Linked DNA regions of Homo sapiens: region 2 is linked to region 1. The links are chromatin contacts, found by Hi-C or POLR2A ChIA-PET in ENCODE. All regions are on one chromosome and are shown on one strand. Each heading gives the region's core, a stretch centred on a gene start or an enhancer-like site at or near the end of the contact. The rest is flanking DNA. Distances are from core to core; before and after follow the strand shown. Region 1 holds the start of TTLL4 (tubulin tyrosine ligase like 4). Region 2 holds the start of GMPPA (GDP-mannose pyrophosphorylase A).

The links. Hi-C counts contacts between places; a loop is a spot of excess contacts on that map. ChIA-PET counts read pairs that join two places held with the same protein, here RNA polymerase II (POLR2A). Pooled maps may share reads with other maps.
Region 2: a loop to region 1 is called in a map of naive thymus-derived CD4-positive, alpha-beta T cell, with 15 times the contacts of the local background. The contact joins the promoter of GMPPA here to the promoter of TTLL4 in region 1. A Hi-C loop is called at or near these places in 1 of 168 maps with a recorded cell type or tissue (naive thymus-derived CD4-positive, alpha-beta T cell), 1 of 37 single-sample maps with no recorded cell type and 12 of 50 pooled maps. POLR2A ChIA-PET finds 5 or more read pairs at or near these places in 1 of 52 experiments (T-cell).

What each region holds. Positions count from the first base shown.
Region 1 is chr2:218,707,408-218,712,738 of GRCh38, reverse strand. It overlaps TTLL4 (tubulin tyrosine ligase like 4), which reads right to left and starts at 1,904. Exons shown (of 20, transcript NM_014640.5): 1 at 1,702-1,904. LOC124907983 (a long non-coding RNA gene) reads left to right here and starts at 1,255. Exons shown (of 2, transcript XR_007088089.1): 1 at 1,255-1,519; 2 at 2,653-3,137. RefSeq lists silencers at 1,513-1,562, 1,573-1,622 and enhancers at 2,003-2,102, 4,328-4,377.
Region 2 is chr2:219,494,832-219,500,174 of GRCh38, reverse strand. GMPPA (GDP-mannose pyrophosphorylase A) reads right to left here and starts at 1,284. Exons shown (of 13, transcript NM_013335.4): 1 at 1,237-1,284; 2 at 160-219; 3 at 1-54. The coding sequence starts at 199. It overlaps SPEGNB (SPEG neighbor), which reads right to left and starts at 4,044. Exons shown (of 5, transcript NM_001286811.2): 1 at 3,958-4,044; 2 at 3,693-3,820; 3 at 3,059-3,366; 4 at 2,314-2,455; 5 at 1,888-2,124. The coding sequence starts at 3,820. The coding sequence ends at 1,986. All of the region lies in intron 1 of ASIC4-AS1 (ASIC4 antisense RNA 1), which reads left to right. RefSeq lists enhancers at 1,215-1,404, 1,409-2,226, 2,227-3,044, 3,045-3,862, 3,863-4,680 and 1 more and silencers at 2,235-2,314, 4,559-4,739.

The DNA.
Region 1 (5,331 bases), core at 655-3,154:
CAGCCTCCTACCCTTTTTTTGTAAGGGAAGTTTTAGAAAAAGAGTTCATTGGGGCCGGGCGCGGTGGCTCACACCTGTAATCCCAACATTTTGGGAGGCCGAGGCGGGTGAATCACGAGGTCAGGAGTTTGAGACCAGCCTGGCCAAGATGGTGAAACCCCGTCTCTACTAAAAAATACAAAAAATTAACCGAGCGTGGCAGCATGCGCCTCTAATCCCAGCTACTCCGGAGAATGAGGTAGGAGAATCGCTTGAACCCAGGAGGTGGAAGTTGCAGTGAGCCAAGATCGTGCCATTGCACTCCAGCCTGGGTGACGGAGCAAGACTCTGTCTCAAAAAAAAAAAAAAAAGTTCACTGGGAAGCTGAGGATCTGGAAATGTATTCATGTTAAGCTAGACGTGCAAGTGTATCCCTTGGAAGTCTACAACCCTGATTACTCCAGCTTGAAAACCACTGCTCCAGGGATATAGTTCTAACTCAGCAAAACATCCAAGGCCCTTTGTGATCTAACCCCTATTAACTTCACTCTTTCTATTTGTTACTGGATGGCTCCCTCCAAATCTAGCCCAGGTCTGTCAAACTGTTTCCAGTTCTCTTTTCAGGACTTGCTGTCCCTTTCCTAAAGCCACTGTGTATCTGGAATGTCCTCCCACCTCTCTATTCGCAGAAAACACTTGATAATTTTTCAAGGATTGATTCAGTCCAATATAAGTAGCTGCTAACTTTCTGAGCACAAAGTGGGTGGTTTAAATGCAAACAGTGTCTCAGTATTCAGTGCAAGAAACAGAAGGATGGGATGGAACACTGTCCCAAAGGGTCCCCCAAATGCTAAATCAACAGGTGCTGCAGTTAAAGAATAGGTGATTTGTAGTATCTGAGAAAGCAAAGAAGATTTCATCAAGGAAGGATTAAAATATTTCCGAGATCCAGAATGGGAATGTGAAGACCAGGAGGAATGGCAATAATGTCGTTTTCTAAGTAAGTCCGGATTAAGTATTTCCTGTTCTATCACAGCACACACCACAGTATGGCAAATGCTCGTTTACTTGATTAATAATCTCCTAGACTGTAAATTCCGTGAAAACATGCTTGTCCTATTAGCCACTCTATCCCCTCAATCCCTCCCATTGTACCCAGGCTCATTAAATATTTGTCAATGTTTACTAAAAATTGTTTAGTGAATGATTAAATAAAGGAATTGATGAATGAAGAATTAAATTCCACAGGATCTCAGATCCTGTTTGAATCTGTGGAGTTTAGGAACGTATTCTTCTACAGATACTGAGGATGGAGAAGTGAAAAAGCAGATATCCATGTTAAATTCGGCCCTGGAGCCTGCGAGGAGCTTGGGCTCACACCCAGAGGGAATTTAAACCTCAGCGCGGCAGGACAGAGGAAGCTCGGAGGCCATAACTAGGGGATGAGGCAGTGTTCGGGCACCCGGAGGCGAGGCCGACTAAGTTCGCGGGGCGTGGCGGAGAGGAGAAGGGCTCCGAGGAGGCGCGAAGTCCCGGCCGGGTAGGAGGCCGCGGCTCCCTGGCCTCCCGGGGGATGAGAGGTGGCGGGAGGAAGCGGGGCTAGGGTGAGAGTGGCCGGAGGGCTGGGGACCCGCGCGAAAGGACTCAGGTAGAGGGAGGTCGGGAGCGTGGGACCGGCGGAGTGTCTGGGGTCGGCTCCCCTGGCTCCGCAGCCGCACTCACCTAGGGGATCCAGCTTCGCCCCGGCTCGGCACCGGCTCCACGCTACTTCCTCCCTCGGCCTGCTGGGCTACCCGGCAGCCTCAGGCGCCCCTAGCAACCACGCACCGCCACGCGTGACAAGCGCACTCGGCCGCCAGCGCCGCTGCCGCCTGCCACACACCGCGCGCGCCCCCAGCGGACAGACCGAGAGTCTGGAAGAAGAGGGCGGGAGGCAAGCGCGGGGAATCTCGGGGGTTCTGGGGCCTGTAGGGGCGGGTCGTCACCTGACTCGCGCACGCGCAGTCCCTTCAGTGCGGTGGGATCCGGCGAGCGGAATTCTGGGAGATGTAGTCCCGTGGTTAAAGCTCTGAAAGGCTCCATTCGGAGCATCCAGGACTCTCTCTTTCTACTCTAATTCCACCTACTCCCTATGGACTGTTTTCTTTTTTAGAGACAGAATCTCGCTCTGTCGCCCAGGCTGGAGTGCAGCGACGTGATCATAGCTCACTGCGAACTTGAACTCCTGCTCAAGCGATCCGCCCGCCCCCAGCCTTCCGAGTAGCTGGGACTACAGGCACGCCACCATGCTGGGCTATTTTTAAATTTTTTTTCTCAGGACAGGGTCTCACTATGTTACCCAGACTGGTCTTAAACTCTTGGCCTCAAGTGATCCTCCTGCATCAGCCTCCTGGTCGCTGGGATTACAACGGGAGCCCCCACGCCTGGCCTGGACTCTTTGGCCTTGCCTCAATTGAAAATCAAAGGGCCCAGGCTCAGTTGAAGGATTTCTAGAAAAAGCCTTTGAGTTTGACCGCAGGAAAGGGGAGATTGCCCGATTCACTCTGCCTCCCTCTAACCCATCCTTCCCTAACCCCAACCCACCCAGCGGGGCAAAATTAAAACCACCTGCCTGCTTTATGGGCTTCAAGTGTGAACGTTAGGAAATACTGACTCAATTCCTTATCTCGTTAGCTCCCCAGGCAAGCCAGATCGCGCTCCTGCCTCAGATGTCCGTAGACCTGAGAGATTTGGAGATCTAAGAAAGCTGGAAGATGAAAGGATCTTTCCTAGGCAATTGGCTACAGAAATAAAGGGGACAAAGATAAAACTAATCTGATGAAAACAGTCTGGACCAGAGGAAGGATCTCAATAAATAACTTATTTAGTCAACAGTCGTTGATGGATGCTAAAAGTATTAGATAATTTATGGGAGAATTTTACACTGAAGGATGTACACTGAAGATAACCTACATGTACTAATCAATCTTAGATCACGAAACATGGGACAGCTGAGCATTGTTTCTTGATGTGATGCAATTGAACAGAAATATTTATGAAGTATAGCGTATTTTTGTAAAAAAAAAAGTTGAGTGACTCTAATCAAGTTTTGGCTGTAATTTCCAGTTAACAAGAAATAAAGAGAAACAACTGTATAACACTACAAGAAAGCAATCAAACAAATCCAGAATGTGAGCCAATGTACAGAATAAATGACCTCTTCTTCCTTCAACAATTTTAGGGTATAAAAATGAGGAGAGATGTTTTAGATTATAAGAGATTTAAGAAATATATTCAAATGTTGGCCAGGTACAGTGGCTCACACTTGTAATCCCAACACTCTGAGGATCACTTGAGGTCAGGAGTTCAAGACCAGCCTGGGCAACATGGTGAAACCCCGTCTCCAACAAAAAATACAAAAATTAGCCAGGCATGGTGGTGCACACCTGTAGCCCCCAGCTACTCAGGAGGCTGAGACAGGAGAATCGCTTGAACCCAGGAGACAGAAGTTGCAGTGAGCCAAGATTGTGCCACTGCATTCCACCCTGGGCAACAGAGCAAGACTCCCTCTTGAGAAAAAAAAAAGAAATATATTCAAATGCAATGAGTGCAGCTTGTTTGGATCCTGATTCAAACAAACTGTAAAATGACATTTTTGAGACTGAGAAATAAAAATTTTAAGTACCACCCCAACCAACTTAATGGACCCCATCGTGGCTAAGGGGACACTAGAGCAACCTTAAAAACTGAGTTCCCGGCCGGGCGCAGTGGCTTACGCCTGTAATCCCAGCACTTTGAGAGGCCAAGGCGGGCGGATCACGAGGTCAGGAGATCGAGACCATCCTGGCTAACACGGTGAAACCCCACCTGTACTAAAAATACAAAAAATTAGCTAGGCGTGGTGACGGGCGCCTGTAGTCCCAGCTACTAGGGAGGCTGAGGCAGGAGAATGGCGTGAACCCGGGAGGCAGAGCTTGCAGTGAGCCAAGATCGCACCACTGCACTCCAGCCTGGGCAACAAAGCAAGACTCTTTGAAAAAAAAAAAAAAGAAAGAAAAAAAAAACTGAATTCCTGGCTATGATGAGATGGGAAGTCCAACACACCTCAATATGCCCCTTCCTTATTAACCTTTAAACAGAATTCTTTCCTAAGGAGTAAGCAGAAACCAGCTCTAGAAATCAAGAAAGGGATGATTAATCCTTCATTGGTTTTAGAGGCCAGAACCAGACTCCCTACTCTTTGCACTTTCCTTTTCTTTTCTTTTCTTTTTTTTTTTTTTTTTTTTTGAGAAGGGATCTCACTATGTCACATAGGCTGGAGTGCAGTGGCATGAACACAGCTCACTGCAGCCTCAAACTCCTGGGCTGAAGCAGTCCTCCACTTGAGCCTCCCAAGTAGCTGAGACCACAGGCACAAACCACCACACCTGGCTAATTTCTAAATTTTTTGTAGAGACAAGGTCTTGCTATGTTGCCCAGACTGACTTCGCAGTTTCAAAATGACAGTTCATCAGTTTCACTATGCATCTCTTCCTAAAACTGACCATCATCTCCAGATGGGTTTTGGAGAGGATGCACAATGAGGGTTTTCATTTCCTGCGCTTTACCTTTTGACATCAGAGGGCTGAAAACTCCACCCTAGGATCATGCGAATGCAGCCGTTTTTTGCATATGCAACCCATGAAGAGGCATGAAGCTCAATTGTGCATGCACTTGTTTCTTTCATTATCATGACTCCTCCTATAGCTTATTAAATATGTGTATTTAGCCACCCCACTCTGTGTAAATTCCTGTTCCCTTTATCCCTCCCTCAAAGTACTTGCTTTCAGCTTCTGCCAGAAACTACACTTCCCAGCCTGTCAGAATGGCCACCTTGCAGGCTGCAACCCTTTATAAGAAGTAAAGCTCTCCTTTTCAAATTTATGAGCCCGAGATTCTTTGTTGTCAAGACTATGGAAAAATCTGAATAAGGATTGGGAATACTAAGAACATAGCTGATGTGCTAGGCCCAATGGCTCAAGTCTGTACTCCCAGCTATTCGAGAGGCTGAGGTGGGAGGACTGCTTGAGCCCAGGAGTTTGAGGCTGCAGTGAGCTAATACTGCACCACTGTGCTCCACCCTGGCAACCCCCTCTCTACAAAAAAAAAAAAAAAAAAAAAAAAAAGCAGCATAGACAATATTAAGAAACCACTGTTTATTCTCTTATTGTAGGGAGCTGAATGGTGGCCACCCATTCAAAAGATGTATCTGTGTCCTCATTCCAGGAACTTGTAAATATTACCTTATCTGGTTGAGGGAGTTTAGGAAATGCCACCCCAAAACATGACACTTTGGTATGTTGATTACTTTGGACAAAGGGCACAATAGCAGAT
Region 2 (5,343 bases), core at 35-2,534, 790 kb before region 1:
CCACAGGAAACAATGGTTTGGGCACCTCAAAAGACAAAGGTCTGAAGCGAGTTCCTGGGAGAGGAGAGAGGAGAACATTTCGGCCTCCTGCCTTCCTCTGCCCCCATCCCGCCTACCACTCCAGCCCAACCTCCTCCCCCCATTCCCCTGGCACCTCACCCTTTTGAGGGCCTCCAATCAGGATCACCGCTTTGAGCATAATGGTGACTGCTACCTAAACTTCAAATTCCAACAGAGAAATCAAGCTCAGATCTCCTACCCCAACCAAGCCCCAAAACCCAAATAGCAACACTTAGCCCTCTCCCAAGATGTAAACCCAAAGCTCAATATAGTCTCTGCCTGGACCCAACACCTCACAAATCCCACACATCTCAAATCCCAGCAGAGAAATCAAGCTCAGATCTCACACCCCAACCAAACCCCAAACCCCAAATAGCAGCACTTAGCCCTCCCCCAAGATGTAAACCCAAAGCTCAATATAGTCCCTGCCTGGACAGAACCTCACAAATCCCACACATCTCAAATCCCAACCCAGATTCCAGTCGGCCTTCAAACCTCACAGTGATTCCTCCCAAATTCTGAAATTCACACCCCACAATTTGATCTCTAAAAGACTTCCCTCTGGCCATGAACAAATTCTGCAAATTCAGAAACCTGGCAGAGACTCCCTTCTCAGACCCAAACCTCAAAATACTGAAGCCTCAAATTCCCAAAGTGTTGCGTCTTCATTCTAGATATTAAGCCCTGAACCCCAATAGTGAACCCTGAATATTGGACAGCAAACCCTGAGTGAGCCTCAGATATTTAACTTAAATCCTGAACGTAATCCCCAAGTACTGAACTAACACTGATCTGAATTTGAAGAACCCCTAATCCCAGCAAAAATCCTCTATATGCTAAACATGAATCCTAAAACTAACCTCTGTATGTTGAACCCCAAATCAAAAGACAGGTTCCCTTGGCATCTCAAACACTGAACCTATTGACCCCCCTCCAGTCCTAATACGGACGACTGGGTCTAAATCTCTGGATTCGGAGGATTGATTGATTGCTGACCCTCTGAACCCCACAACTGACTCTGTCCAATAAACCCTGGCCTCTCATTGCCAGGGATTGTGGGACCAACACAGGGGCGGGCGCACCGAGGGCCAGCCAGGACCTCGGAGCCCGCTCTCCGTCTAGAGGGTGTCCCCTGCCCCTTACCCCTGCCGCCACCCCTCCACCAGCTCCCTTTACCACTAGCTCCCTTCACTCCAGCTCTGCCGCCCGCTACTGCAAGCTCCTTCCGCGCACGTGTCTTCTCGCAAGTCGCGAGAACTCATTCGCAGGGTCTGCCGGGAATTGTAGTCTGACCCTTTACCCGCTTTCTAACTTTATGGGAGAGGAAAGAGGTGCTGAAGTCCAGGGGTGTGACCAAGGGATCGCGGGGCGGGGTTAAATGCGAAGAAGGGTGGGGCCTGAGAAGCCCAGCCTGGAACTTAAGACTGGGACCCGAGCTGTTGGGGAATCGGCCTCGGGGCAGCAGCCGAAGTGAGGAACTGGGTCCCACAGGAAAACGGGACTAAGGACAGCAGGGGTGTGTGGCCAGCCCTGGAAGGGGCGGGGCCAGGGGCAAACAGCCACAAGGGGCTGGGGCTGGAGGCGCTCAAAAGCGGAGAAGGCGGAGTCCCAGGCCCAGCCGGCGGTACCGCTGGGAAGTGAGGGCGCCTTGGACGGCGAGGGCAACTCTTATCAGTTTGACTGTCTGAAATGCAGCACGGCGCTAGGCGCTCTCCAGACCTCCCTGTGACTCCAACAGGCTGTGACCTTGGCGTGGGGGTCTGGAATACGTGTGGGCGCTGGTGCGGGGGAGAGGGAATGGCGACGCGGAAGAGCAGGACAGACGCGGAGGGTCAGAGAGCAGCTTTATTAAGCAAGCTGGTGGAGGGCTGTGGGTCCCACCACCCCCGGGCTCGGCGCCAGGGCGGAAGGTCCGGGGGTGCCGTTCAGGCCACGTCGACGCGAGCGAAGCTCTGGTCCATGCCCAGGCTGTTCTCCACGTACACCTCGTACTTGCCGCTGTCCTGAGGCGTGGCCCGGCGAATGGTCAGCGTCGTGGTGGTGCTGCCGATCTCGAAGAACACCCTGCGGAAGGGCGGCGGGGAGGAGGGCGGAGCCGTGGTCAGTACACGGGCGCACTGGGCGGGGCTCCTTAGCCAGCTCTGTTCCTCGCTGCCCAGTCCCCGCCCCCGTCACTCCAGCCAGATTTCTGGGCTCAGTCCCACCCAGGTTCCAGCCCCAGGCCCTGGCCGTGCCGCAGGTCCCGGCCCTCGCCTGTCATCCTCCTCGATGTCCTCCCCGTCCTTGGTCCAGCCTACGTCGGGCGCAGGCTCTCCCAGGATCTCCGCAGTCAGCGTCACGGTGGTGCCTTTGCGCGCCTTAGTGTTGTCGGGTCCCTTTTGAATCTTCGTCGGGACTAGCGGAAGGAAAGGGGAGCGAAACCCCGTGAAGGACCCGGAGATGAGGCAGGGCATCACCTCACCGGCTAATACCCGGCACTAAATACAGATGCATTTAAACTCGCAGTGTGACGTTGAGCAAATCATTAGCCTCTCTGGTTTCATCTCCTTGGCTGTTAAAGGGACTTATCCCTGCCTCTCCTACTTCTCGGGGTCGAATAGAGGATCAAGAGAGATAAGGCGGGCGAAAGCCCCTGAATGTTCACACATCTCGCGGTGCCTCAGAGACCGCTCCGGGTAGTGGAAATTGCCAGAGTTGGGAGCCAGAAGACCCGGGTCCAACCCTGGCTCTGCCTCTGGCTTGCTGTGTGACCTTGGGGACCCGGAGCCGCGTGATGGAAGTCCACAGCTGACTGCTCAGCCCGGGTGGAGCTGGATCCCGAGGTAGGGAAGGACGCACTTGGCTGGCGCGGCGATGCGCCCCAGGCCGTGCCCAGAGCTGGGCTGGCGGGGACCCTGTAGCTAGGCCCAGAGGTAAACACGCGCAGCTGGACCGGGCTGCGGGCTCTGGCTGAGTGGTGCTGGTCTGCGCCCTGGCGCTGCGCCCGGGGCGCGCGTACCTTCCACGAGGATGCGCGCCGAGTCGGAGCACTGGCCGAAGGGGTTGGTGACGTTGATGCTGTACTGGCCCAGGTCTGCCAGCTCGCCGTCGCGCACCACCAGTGCCACCACGTCAGGGTCCTCGAAGACGTAGCGGTACTTGGGACCGTCACGTAGCTCCTTGCCGTCCTTACTCCAGCGGATGAATGGGTCCGGGAAAGCCGAAATGCGGCAAGTGAGCTTGGCCGCGCTGCCTTCGATCAGCACCACGTCCTTCAGCGGCTCCAGCACCCGCGGCGGCCCCTTCTCGCGCAGCTCCTTCCGGGACCTACCCGCGGGCCGAGTCAGGGCCCAGAGTTCCTAAGACAGGCCCGGCCACAGCCCTTACCGCGAGCGCACCATCTCCTACCTGCCCCCTGGACCGGCCAGACCCCTAAACGTGTGGCTTGGTAGGGAAGAGGACTGCTCCTGAACTGCTGCCCTGATAGGATGATGCATTCCTCCCGGCCACTCCCCCATACCTCAGTAACGACCCTCCCCTGAGACCACTCATTCTAAAGGCTCCTGACGCTGCTCAGCGCTTACTCAAACCCTACTCAAGAGTGCGCTCTCTGCAGCTCCCTTCCTCCACAGGGCTCCGGGGTTCCCTCTCACCTGTGGCCCCGGTAAGAGGCCTGGATACGAATGGCCGCACTCTGGACCTGTGGGTCATTGATGTCCAGGGTACATCCAGGAGCTGGGGCCACAGCCACTGGCTTTTTGGCAGGAGCTGCTTTAGACATCTGGGGAGTGGGCGACAAATATGGGGGTCCAGGTTGAGACAGAGGCTCCCACCTTCAGCCCTTTTCCTCCCTGGTCAGAACATTCAGGGAGATGGAGGAATGGGGGTGTCTGCGGCTTCTCTGAGGATCAGACTCACCGTGGAGGGGTTGACCTAGGGACTTGAGTCGACTGGCTGGATTGCAGGCAGCACAGAGCCCTTCTGGATGGCACAGTAGGGGTGCAGGCAGGTGCTCAGCCCTGGGCCCGGTTTTATACATCGCTCCCCTCCTTGCCTTGTTTGGCGTGGTTGCCCCAAGCCCCCCGGGGCCCCATCCGCCTCCCTCTGACTCAGGCAGGCTCTTTATTTAGCCTGTGGATGCCTGGGATGCTGGCTCAGCCGCTGGGCTAGGCCCGTGGGGAGAAACCCGAGCAGCTCTGAGGTGCACCTTGCGTCAGCACCTGGACAGCTGGACAGCTGGATGCTGCCCTGTCCCCTCCCAGGGCAGGGGGTATCCATCCCACTCCCAGGAGGACCAGATTCAGCCCCTAGCTGACAAGAGATCCAGCTTCCTGCTGGGGCAGCTTTTCAATCAGGTTGGGCTCTGGATAGTCAGACAACACACCCTGTTGGTTAAGGGGTTTGAGTGTTTCTGGGGTTTCCCTGAATACAGCCAGAGTAGCATCGGACTTGGTCCTCAGGGCCCCTACAGCTAACGGCAACAGGGCCACGTGGCTGTCAAGACCAATCCAGAAGCTCCTTACTCTTCCCCTACCCCCAACCCCAGGAGTCCAGGGTTGTCACTTCCACACTGTGCCCCCTGGCGGTAAACTGAGATAAACCGGGAGGGGACGGGAAAGATTTTTGAGAATAGCAGCCCCTCCATGCCTTCCCCATCCCCACTCACTCCCCTCGATGTCACATGGTGGGGGCTGTTTAGACTGCACTGTCCTTGGAGATTAGCACCACTACTGGCCCCAACCCTAGGTCTGCCCAATTCCTTTTTGGGGGCATAAATTGGTGCATAGGGGCATCAGACCACCTGGGGTGAAGGGGTTCAGTTAACCCCTCTGGGGATTGCCTGGAGGCCAGTCTGCCCAGGCCGGGCACCGGGCAGAAGCATTGCTTCCATTCATTGGAACTACCCGCCCTAGTGTGGGGGCACTGTCACGTTTTGATCAGAGCAATTTTGACATAGCTCTGCTGACATAAATTACCTTTGCTCCTCCGGGTTTGGAACAAGCAGTTCACATGCCATTTCCAATGGAGATGGGAAGGGAGCTCAAGATCAGAGCGGGGACGGGAGAGGAATTTTACCATTTATCAAGATATGAGTTCAGGCACCTCATTTTTATACAAAACACTTGCAGTGTGTAGGGGATTGGAGATTCTTACAGGCAAACTGTATATCTTCATCGCTAAAATGACAGGTAGGCAAGGTGTCGTTCTGGTCCCTTCCAGCTGGCTTTAACATCCTGTTATTTTATGATGATGGGGCTTGCCTCTTCCCTGGGGTCCTGAGAAGCTAGAGAGGCTGGGCTGGGC